3 separate regions of the Homo sapiens genome follow, and all the other regions are linked to region 3. A link is a contact called in ENCODE Hi-C or POLR2A ChIA-PET data. All regions are on one chromosome and are shown on one strand. The core of a region is the stretch at or near the end of the contact, and the rest is flanking DNA. Distances in the headings are between cores, read along the strand shown. Region 1 overlaps SIK3 (SIK family kinase 3). Region 2 overlaps SIK3 (SIK family kinase 3). Region 3 overlaps SIK3 (SIK family kinase 3).

What was found. Hi-C counts contacts between places; a loop is a spot of excess contacts on that map. ChIA-PET counts read pairs that join two places held with the same protein, here RNA polymerase II (POLR2A). Pooled maps may share reads with other maps.
Region 1: a pooled map shows a loop between it and region 3 (6-fold over the local background). The contact joins two enhancer-like sites. A Hi-C loop is called at or near these places in 1 of 168 maps with a recorded cell type or tissue (PC-3), 5 of 37 single-sample maps with no recorded cell type and 8 of 50 pooled maps. POLR2A ChIA-PET finds 5 or more read pairs at or near these places in 3 of 52 experiments (Panc1, activated CD4-positive, alpha-beta T cell and activated naive CD4-positive, alpha-beta T cell).
Region 2: a pooled map shows a loop between it and region 3 (5-fold over the local background). The contact joins two enhancer-like sites. A Hi-C loop is called at or near these places in 9 of 37 single-sample maps with no recorded cell type and 8 of 50 pooled maps. POLR2A ChIA-PET finds 5 or more read pairs at or near these places in 6 of 52 experiments (IMR-90, SK-N-SH, activated CD4-positive, alpha-beta T cell and 3 more).

What each region holds. Positions count from the first base shown.
Region 1 is chr11:117,025,692-117,028,391 of GRCh38, reverse strand. All of the region lies in intron 1 of SIK3 (SIK family kinase 3), which reads left to right. Among named protein-coding and RNA genes, the nearest start is that of SIK3, 71 kb to the left of the region's middle. Within about 2 kb of position 1,256, at least 4 of the 41 ENCODE cell types and tissues checked have a DNase peak (open chromatin) inside an H3K27ac peak, as active enhancers do.
Region 2 is chr11:117,061,986-117,064,685 of GRCh38, reverse strand. All of the region lies in intron 1 of SIK3 (SIK family kinase 3), which reads left to right. Among named protein-coding and RNA genes, the nearest start is that of SIK3, 35 kb to the left of the region's middle. RefSeq lists a silencer at 76-276 and enhancers at 1,058-1,157, 1,338-1,447. Within about 2 kb of position 1,390, at least 4 of the 41 ENCODE cell types and tissues checked have a DNase peak (open chromatin) inside an H3K27ac peak, as active enhancers do.
Region 3 is chr11:116,880,015-116,882,714 of GRCh38, reverse strand. All of the region lies in intron 6 of SIK3 (SIK family kinase 3), which reads left to right. Among named protein-coding and RNA genes, the nearest start is that of APOA1, 44 kb to the right of the region's middle. RefSeq lists a silencer at 2,611-2,660. Within about 2 kb of position 1,379, at least 3 of the 41 ENCODE cell types and tissues checked have a DNase peak (open chromatin) inside an H3K27ac peak, as active enhancers do.

The DNA.
Region 1 (2,700 bases), core at 7-2,506, 150 kb before region 3:
AGCAGGAACTGTGTACTCTTAATTGTTTCCTGAGGGCTTGAGATTAGCATCTGGCATGTAGTAGGTGTTTAATAAATATTTCTTGAGTAGATGAAGATATGAGTGAATGAATGAAGGGTTTCATGCTGAAAAATGAAAAAAGGGTTTAACTTTAAGAAAAAAGTCACAGATTTTGGAGTCATAGGAATTGAGTTTGAGTCCTACCGTCATTTCTTAGTGTTGATATAATTTTAAGCAGGTTGTTTCCCTCCTCTGATCTTTAGTTCTTTTGCAAAAGGGAGGTGGTAGTAGTAGTAGTAATACTATTAACAGTAGTAGTAGTAATAATAAAAGTGCTTTTAAAATAAATATTCTGCAAATTTTAGTTAATATTGTTAACAGTAATAAAAAGCATCTTCTATATGTAGGCTGCACATGCATAATGCATTGTCTTGAACGAAGTGAGAGGAGAATTACTTAAAACTTTGGGTAGACGTACTCATCAATTACAAGATCAATTTACTTGGTTTTGCTATAATTTGGTTGCCATTGTTGACCCATTGCTTTATTGTCCCATTGTCTCATCACTTGCTCAGACGCTGAAGATGGGTCAGGGGGAGTCAGTTTTAGAAAACAGCCTTCCCTGGGCCGGGCACAGTGGCTCACGTCTGTAATCCCAGCACTTTTGGAGGCTGAGGCAGGTGGATCACCTGAGGTCAGGAGTTCAGGACCAGCCTGGCCAACATGGTGAAACCCCATCTCTACTAAAAAAAAATACAAAAGTTAGCTGGGCATGGTGGCGGGCGCGTGTAATCCCAGCTACTCGGGAGGCTGAGACAGGAGGATTGCTTGAACCTGGAAGGTGGAGGTGGCAGTGAGCCGAGATTGCACCATTGCACTCCATCCAGCCTGGGCGACAAGAGTGAAATTCCATCTCAAACAAACAAACAAACAAACAAACAGATATAAAAAAAAGAAAAAAAAAGAAAACAGCCTTCCCTGAAAGTTGTTTGTGATGCTTATGGTCTAGGATGTGAAATTTACAGGATGATGAAACATGCAGATATTAATAGTGTTCCATATTATTTTTGAATGTGGTTTGACTTTTCTAACGATCAGCAGTGACAAACTTGTGTACTACCAGTCAACCCTGTTTTCCATGTTTTCTCTACAGAGATGTATAGTTAGAGCAGAGATGACTAATGTGTTTTCAAGAAATGCTACTATAACCTTTAAGTCTGATGGGTAGATTGAGCATTTAAAGCTGTTGCTTTTTCATCGCATCTGGATGACTGTATGTTCCTACCAAATGAATCACTTTATGAATATGCATGAGCTTATAAACACAACTTTTTAGAAAAAATTCTTGTGTTCTGAAACAAAATTACGTTGGTAGTATTTTCCAAGTTTTCCGTAAGAAGTAGCTTTGCATTAGCCCTAGAAATTCCTTGAATAATATGTTTTTACCCCCTTACTTGTATTACATTTAATGACATCTCTGGCTTTATTTTCTCCATTCTTTTTTCCATGGAGTTTCTTAATTTCACTGTTTTTGCCTTGCCCTTTAGACGGGTGAAACAATGATGACTCATTTTAGATTGATGAAAGGGACAGCTTAGCAGCTGGAGAGCTGGTAGACACTAGAGCACTAAATTGCCAGCACCAGCCTTCTCTTCATTGTCCACGTAAGGCTTGTGGCAGAGGTATGCCCATTCAGTCATTTATTAATATGTAATTTGTAGGTTAGATGACTTCATCAAATTATATTTACATCTGACCTGGAGGTTCAACCATGTTTTGCTTTGGGACATTTTTAATTGTTAAAAATCATAGTTGGGTTCTGATCAATATGTACATGCTGAAGTTCTTATTTAGCCACATTATGGGCTTTTTTGGTTTTCTTCAGCATGTCAATAGTACACAGCAGCTCAGAATGGTCAAAATTGTTTCATTAGTGCCTTAACAACCATTCATGATATATCATATTGTAGAATGCAAGTATAGTCACGCACTGCTTAGCGATGGGGATACATTCTGAGAAATGCATCATTAGGTGATTGTTTCCTTGTGGGAACATCATAAGAGTGTACTTACACAGACCTAGATGGTATAGCCTACTACCCACCTAGGGCTATGTGGTATGGTCTGTTGCTCCTAGGCTACAAACCTATACAGCATTTTCCTAACTCAATATTGTAGGCAGTTGTGACCCAACGGTTAAGTATTTGTGTATCTAAACACAGCTAAACAGGAAAGGTGCAGTATAAATACAGCGTTATCATCTTACAGGACCTCTGTTGGTATATGGTGCACGACTGTATATCCTTTATCTACATTTCCCCCTTTTGGCTTGGATAGACCATCAATTCCTTGGGTTTACATTTATTTCATGTAATCTTAAAGGATTTTGTTTTATGCATGGCACCATTTTTTTTCAATACAAATGGTTAGTATAAAACCCAAATTTGAGAATTTGATAACAATGGCTTAGTATTGAACACAAGTGTTACATAAAGTTGTGGAAAAAGCCTTAGAGAGGTAGTCAGGGGATTTGAGTTCCAGGTCTGACTGTGCACTTGACTCACCACGTCATCTTGGTTAATAATCACCTAACAATAAAAATAATAACCTTAATTTATATAATGCTCTGCAGTCTGCAGAGCACTTTTAAAGAAAGTATAGGCTGGGTGTGGTGGATCACATCTGTAATCCCAGCATTTT
Region 2 (2,700 bases), core at 141-2,640, 180 kb before region 3:
GAAAGACCTGTTTTAAGATGCCTTTTTAAAAAGCAGCCGTTGTAGGTATAAGAGTTGAAAAATCAAGATCTAGGCAGCAGTGGAGAATTATGAAGTCTGATAAGATAATATGCTAAAATTGTATTGTTAATTCTGATTTGTGACAGTGCTTATCAGTAGAAAAGAAATGTGATCTGTGGTTAAAGACTGAACTGCCACTAAATGTAAAATGTTTTTTAGATGAGTTGGAAGAATGCTGAACCAGTCTTTATTGCCCAAGATGGCTTTGAGTCAGCAATCTCAAAGAATAAAGAAAAAGGAGTTAAGAGTGAGAGGCAATAAGTAATATGCTGTTTTCATTTAAGATGTCTTGAAGAGATAATTAAAAAGTTGTAGGGGTATAGGAATTGTGATGTTTCTCTGGTGTTAATGAAGTCTACTATAAATTAGATAATACAGGCACTCTAAATTATTGTTTTTCCTTTTTTAAATTCTTGGCAGTTACTGACAAATTATACTCAGGATCAAGTTTAAGTCTCAGTACATGAATGACCCTGACATTGAAAACCCTGAAGGATGTTGACCTTAGTTTTGACCTGGCTTTATCCTGAGCAGCCTCTGTGAATTCTTAATGCTGTGCTCTTTAACAGGGGTACTTTTTCCAGATGTTTTTGATACTGTATTCATTAACATATAATAAAGTTATCAGTGTCCCTGAAGGCTAATTTTTTTTTTCTGACTGAATATGAGATATGGAGCGTGCAATTTGTACTTATTGGTATTAACATTACCAACAAGGTTTGTCTTTTTCTTATAAGATGGGGAATCTTAAGAAACTTCAGGCCAGGCGTGGTGGCTCATGCCTGTAATCCTAGCTTTGGGAAGCTGAAGTGGGGCGAATCACTTGAGATCAGGAGTTCGAGAACAGCCTGGCCAAGGTGAAACCCCGTCTCTACTAAAAATACAAAAAATTAGCCAGGCGTAGTGGTGGATGCCTGTAATTCCAGCTACTTGGGAGGCTGAGGCCCGGGAGACAGAGGTTGCAGTGAGCCGAGATCATGCCATTACACTCCAGCCTGGGCAACAGGGTGAGATTCCATCTAAAAAAAAAAAAAAAAAAGAAACTTCATTAAGAAGTTAAAGCCTGGGTATGCTCTCCTTGATAATTTCTTTTTACTCACATCTTTATTGGTAAATCAGGCCAGAAGGATTATTTACCTTTTCAGAAAGGGAAACTAGGTTCTACGGTTTGGTTACAGATAGCCTGGCAGCTGACTTTACATTGGGCAGAGGAGACTGCCGTACTTAGTGGTTCTGAGAAACCAAGAGAGTATTGCCTGCTACAGCTATGAGAAAAGGTATTGAATCTTCCCCCTCCTTTGTGGGGGAATTCCAATCTCACTAATTTATGGTTTCAGTGTAGTTATGGTCATAGCTTCTGAGACGTGGGTACTCATTGAAGCTAACAGTTTTAGAGAAAGGGGAGGGTGTTTAATTCCAATAACTGGTAGTTTATATCACTTTAATAATTTAGACCCAATGATATGAAGATTAGTTAGTATAAGGCAGATATACATGTAATACATTCTTTTAAATATTGTACAAGGAGTAAGAAACCCCTTTAAGTAGTCATGTAATTCATTATAGCAGCTGAACATTTCTAAGTGCAACATTATAGGAAACCAGTAAAGCTGATTTCTGATTTATCTGCAGCAAAAGAATTTAATATTCCAACTTCAGCAAAAGGCAATTAAAAACAAACTTAAATCACATTGTGTGCTTTTAATACGTATGTTTTTTTCCATGCTGTCTGATGTATTTTAGTTCTTAGTCATTTACTTCCATTAGTTTCCAAATTGGTTGAGGGAATTAAATTGGTAGCCAAGTTACCTATACAAGATTTTCCTACTGTGTATGTGAACCACTCTTTCTGGGAAAATCCTCCCGTTGGCACTTTTCTTGAAGGCATGCACTTTTTCCACACTTAGTGATTTGGGGACTGAAGCCTGCATTTAGCCTGTATTTAGTCAGAGGTGACAAATGGCTAAATTTTTTTTTTCCAGTTTAGAGATTGAGAAATGATTCAGAATTGAAACTAAAGTGAATTTGGACTTACTGTATTTCTTTGCAATTACTTTTAAACAATTGCTGTCTGTTACTATTAGGCATATTTTGGACCTATGGGTTCCATTTTGGGCCGATATTTGGTGTTATGTTGTTAAATTTCTTGCCTGGCTTAGATGGTTCATTGTTGAAACTAAACTGGAACTAGGTTTGATCAGAGGGCCAATGGAAATGCACGTTGTGGCCCATTTGGGGAGGACAAAATTTGACATATTTTTACTTTAAGAATTCTTAGGAAAATTTGGATAACGTGAGAATATATTTCCAAAGGGTTAAGTAATTTTCGAGGGAAAATCAGAAAGCTTGTAATTCCTACTGAAAATATTAGCCTGCTGAAATATTAGCCTATTTCCTACTGAAAATATAACATTAGCAGGCCGGGCACAGTGGAGTTCACGCCTGGCTAATTTTTGTATTTTTAGTAGAGATGGGGTTTCACCATGTTGGCCAGGCTGGTCTTGAACTCCTGACCTCAAATGATCTGCCTACCTACGCCTCCCAAAGTGCTGGGATTACAGGCGTGAACCACTGTGCCTGGCTTGACTTTTTTATTTAAAAAAAAAAAATCTATACCCAATTGCCCTATCAGTTTATCAT
Region 3 (2,700 bases), core at 130-2,629:
AACTAGATCATCCCCTTCTTCTGAGCACCTGTAAGCAGCATGCACTTTCTTGCCTGCAAGAAAGCCTTTCTGTGCCTTCTGGTACACAGATGTCTTCTGTTTCCACCAGCTCAAAGCAGCTTTATGTGGTCAGAAAGAATCCATGACTCAGTTTCTTCTATGCCATTGCTCACCACAGAGCTGGAAAGGATTGTTTTGCCATGTTCTGTTCTTTGGTGTCACATGCAGGGTTTCAGGGACAAATGGCTTTCCCTCCTTCATAGGATCAGCCTGAAGAGTCTGATGATCTGGTTCCTTAAATTTTTACCTATCTCCTCTTATCTTTGATCCTTGATTCGGGAAGCCTTCTGTTTCAAGCCTTCCATCATAGTCTTCATCACCTTGCAACAACTAGAGTATATAAATAAGTTTGCTCTACCACAGTGTATTTAATCCTCACCAGCAAAATTATGAATAAGACAACGCTCCCCATTTAGTGTTCTCATGTCCCTGCCTCATTAATCCATCCAACTTGCCGTCTCCCCTTAAAGCTAGTTCTTGGTCTTTGCACCATCTATTTGCCTGGCCCATTTTGTACTAACCTAGCTTGTGGGTGATTCTGTCATGATGGAACCTGTGAAGATGACATGGCATCTGATCTGCCAGAGGAGAGAATTGTTTTGGTTTGTTTTCATAACCCAGAATACCAATAATGTGTTTATTTTAGGTACCATGTAGGTTAAGAGCTCCCTGGAGTAAGACTGACCAGAATTTGTATTCTGCTTTGGCCTCTTATTATCTGATCAAGTTTCTCAACTTCTCTGATTTTAAATTCTCTTTGTCTATAAAATTGAGATAATAGTATTGGGTTGGTTTGTGAAGTAGATGCTTAAATTAACTTAAAGGGTTTAGCACTTTGCCTATCATGTAAATGGTCAATAAATGTTAGTAATGATTAAATAATATTGTTGAATGAATTGCTCTATTAGTCTTTCATTCTCTTCTTCCCTATTTTTTTTACTCTTTTCTATGTATCTTTCTCTCATTTTTGCTCTCTTGGTATGCCAAAGGGACATTACTATTTTCAGTCAAATCCACACGGCTTATGGAGAAGACTTATCTCCCAAGAATTGTTTTGGTTTGTTGTAACCACTTAGAGAAATTTGTTTTATTATCAAGGACAAAAAAAAAGAAAAAAAATGTTGCTTTCACAGATACGGACTCACACTGGCTATGTCAACTTAATTCTCATTTTAGGACCCTGCCCATACAGCAGCTCTCTCCCCACAAAGTCATCCAAATGCCTGGCAGCGCAGCAGGGCAAGGCCTGTGCTGAACATCCTCTAGTTAACGTTCTGTTGGCAGATCAGGTTTCCTGGGCCCACAGTGACTCTCACTGCGGAGACCGCTTGGCGTCTTGCATGGAGCAGATGAAAGCAGCTCTGAAGGGAAGCTGCTTCTCTGGCACACACAAGCAGAGGAGCATATTCTTGCATTGCCCAAAGTGGTTCAGTTTCATTTAGCATCAGAGGCCCTGCCTTTTGGGTGGGAGCAAATAATGGGGCCCTTTTATTTTTTATTTATTTATTTATTTTATTTATTTATTTTTTTAGAGACGGAGTCTCGCTCTGTCGCCCAGGCTGGAGTGCAGTGGTGCGATCTCGGCTCACTGCAAGCTCCGCCTCCCAGGTTCACGCCATTCTCCTACCTCAGCCTCCCGGGTAGCTGGGATTACAGGTGTGTACCACCACACCCAGCTAATTTTTGTATTTTTAGTAGAAACAGGGTTTTACCATGTTGGCCAGGCTGGTCTCGAACTCCTAGCCTCAAGCAATCTGCCCACCTCAGCTTCCCAAAGTGCTGGGATTACAGACGTGAGCCACCATGCCTGGCCAACAGGGACCTTTTAGACAATAAAATAGAGTAGTTCTTGGTATCTGGAAAAGTTGATGTTTTGTTTAATGTGAGGGCTCCATCTTTCCATGCTTGTAAATTGAATGTCCTGTGGGTGATTGTGTTCTTAGGTTTGAGAGCATCTATTCCCCTCGTTTTCACCCTGTTTCCATGTTTTATGTAGAATGGTGTCTTCAAATCTCATCTGAATTTAATTTCATGAACTACATGACACTTAGGAAATATGAATTGATGATGATACTCTAGCTTTCTGCATTTTGTCATATTTTCCATCTGCACCACATATGAAAAATGTTAAATTTCTGTTCCTTGGCACGTTCGATATTATGTAGGATAGTCAAGATTAAAAAGCTCTTGCCCTTGACACTGTAACCAAGAATTGTTTTGGTTCTTAATCTGGGGCCTGTAGACACCAGGGTCTGGGGGATCTATGCAGGCTTCATAGGACATCGTTGAGTAGTCTAAAGTTACATGCAAGGTCTTGTGTATAAATTCTTGTGCAGATTTTTTTTTTTTTTTGGAGAATTTTCAAGGCATCTGAGGCCAAATAATGGTTAAGGATGACTGAATAGAGGTTTCAAGATCCTGAAATTGAACTAGATATATCTTCTAATTAGGAATTATTATGGTACTGTTTTTGGTTTGGTTGTGTGTGTGGTGGTGTTGTTGTTATTGTTGTTTGCTTTTAAGGAAATTGCCTTGGAAAAAATCTGTTTTAAAGCAAGCCTGTAACTGAACACCATTCAGCTTTGGTCATCTTATGCACTAAATTGTGTGTGGAGACCAAAGGAAAACAGGAGAGTGCCA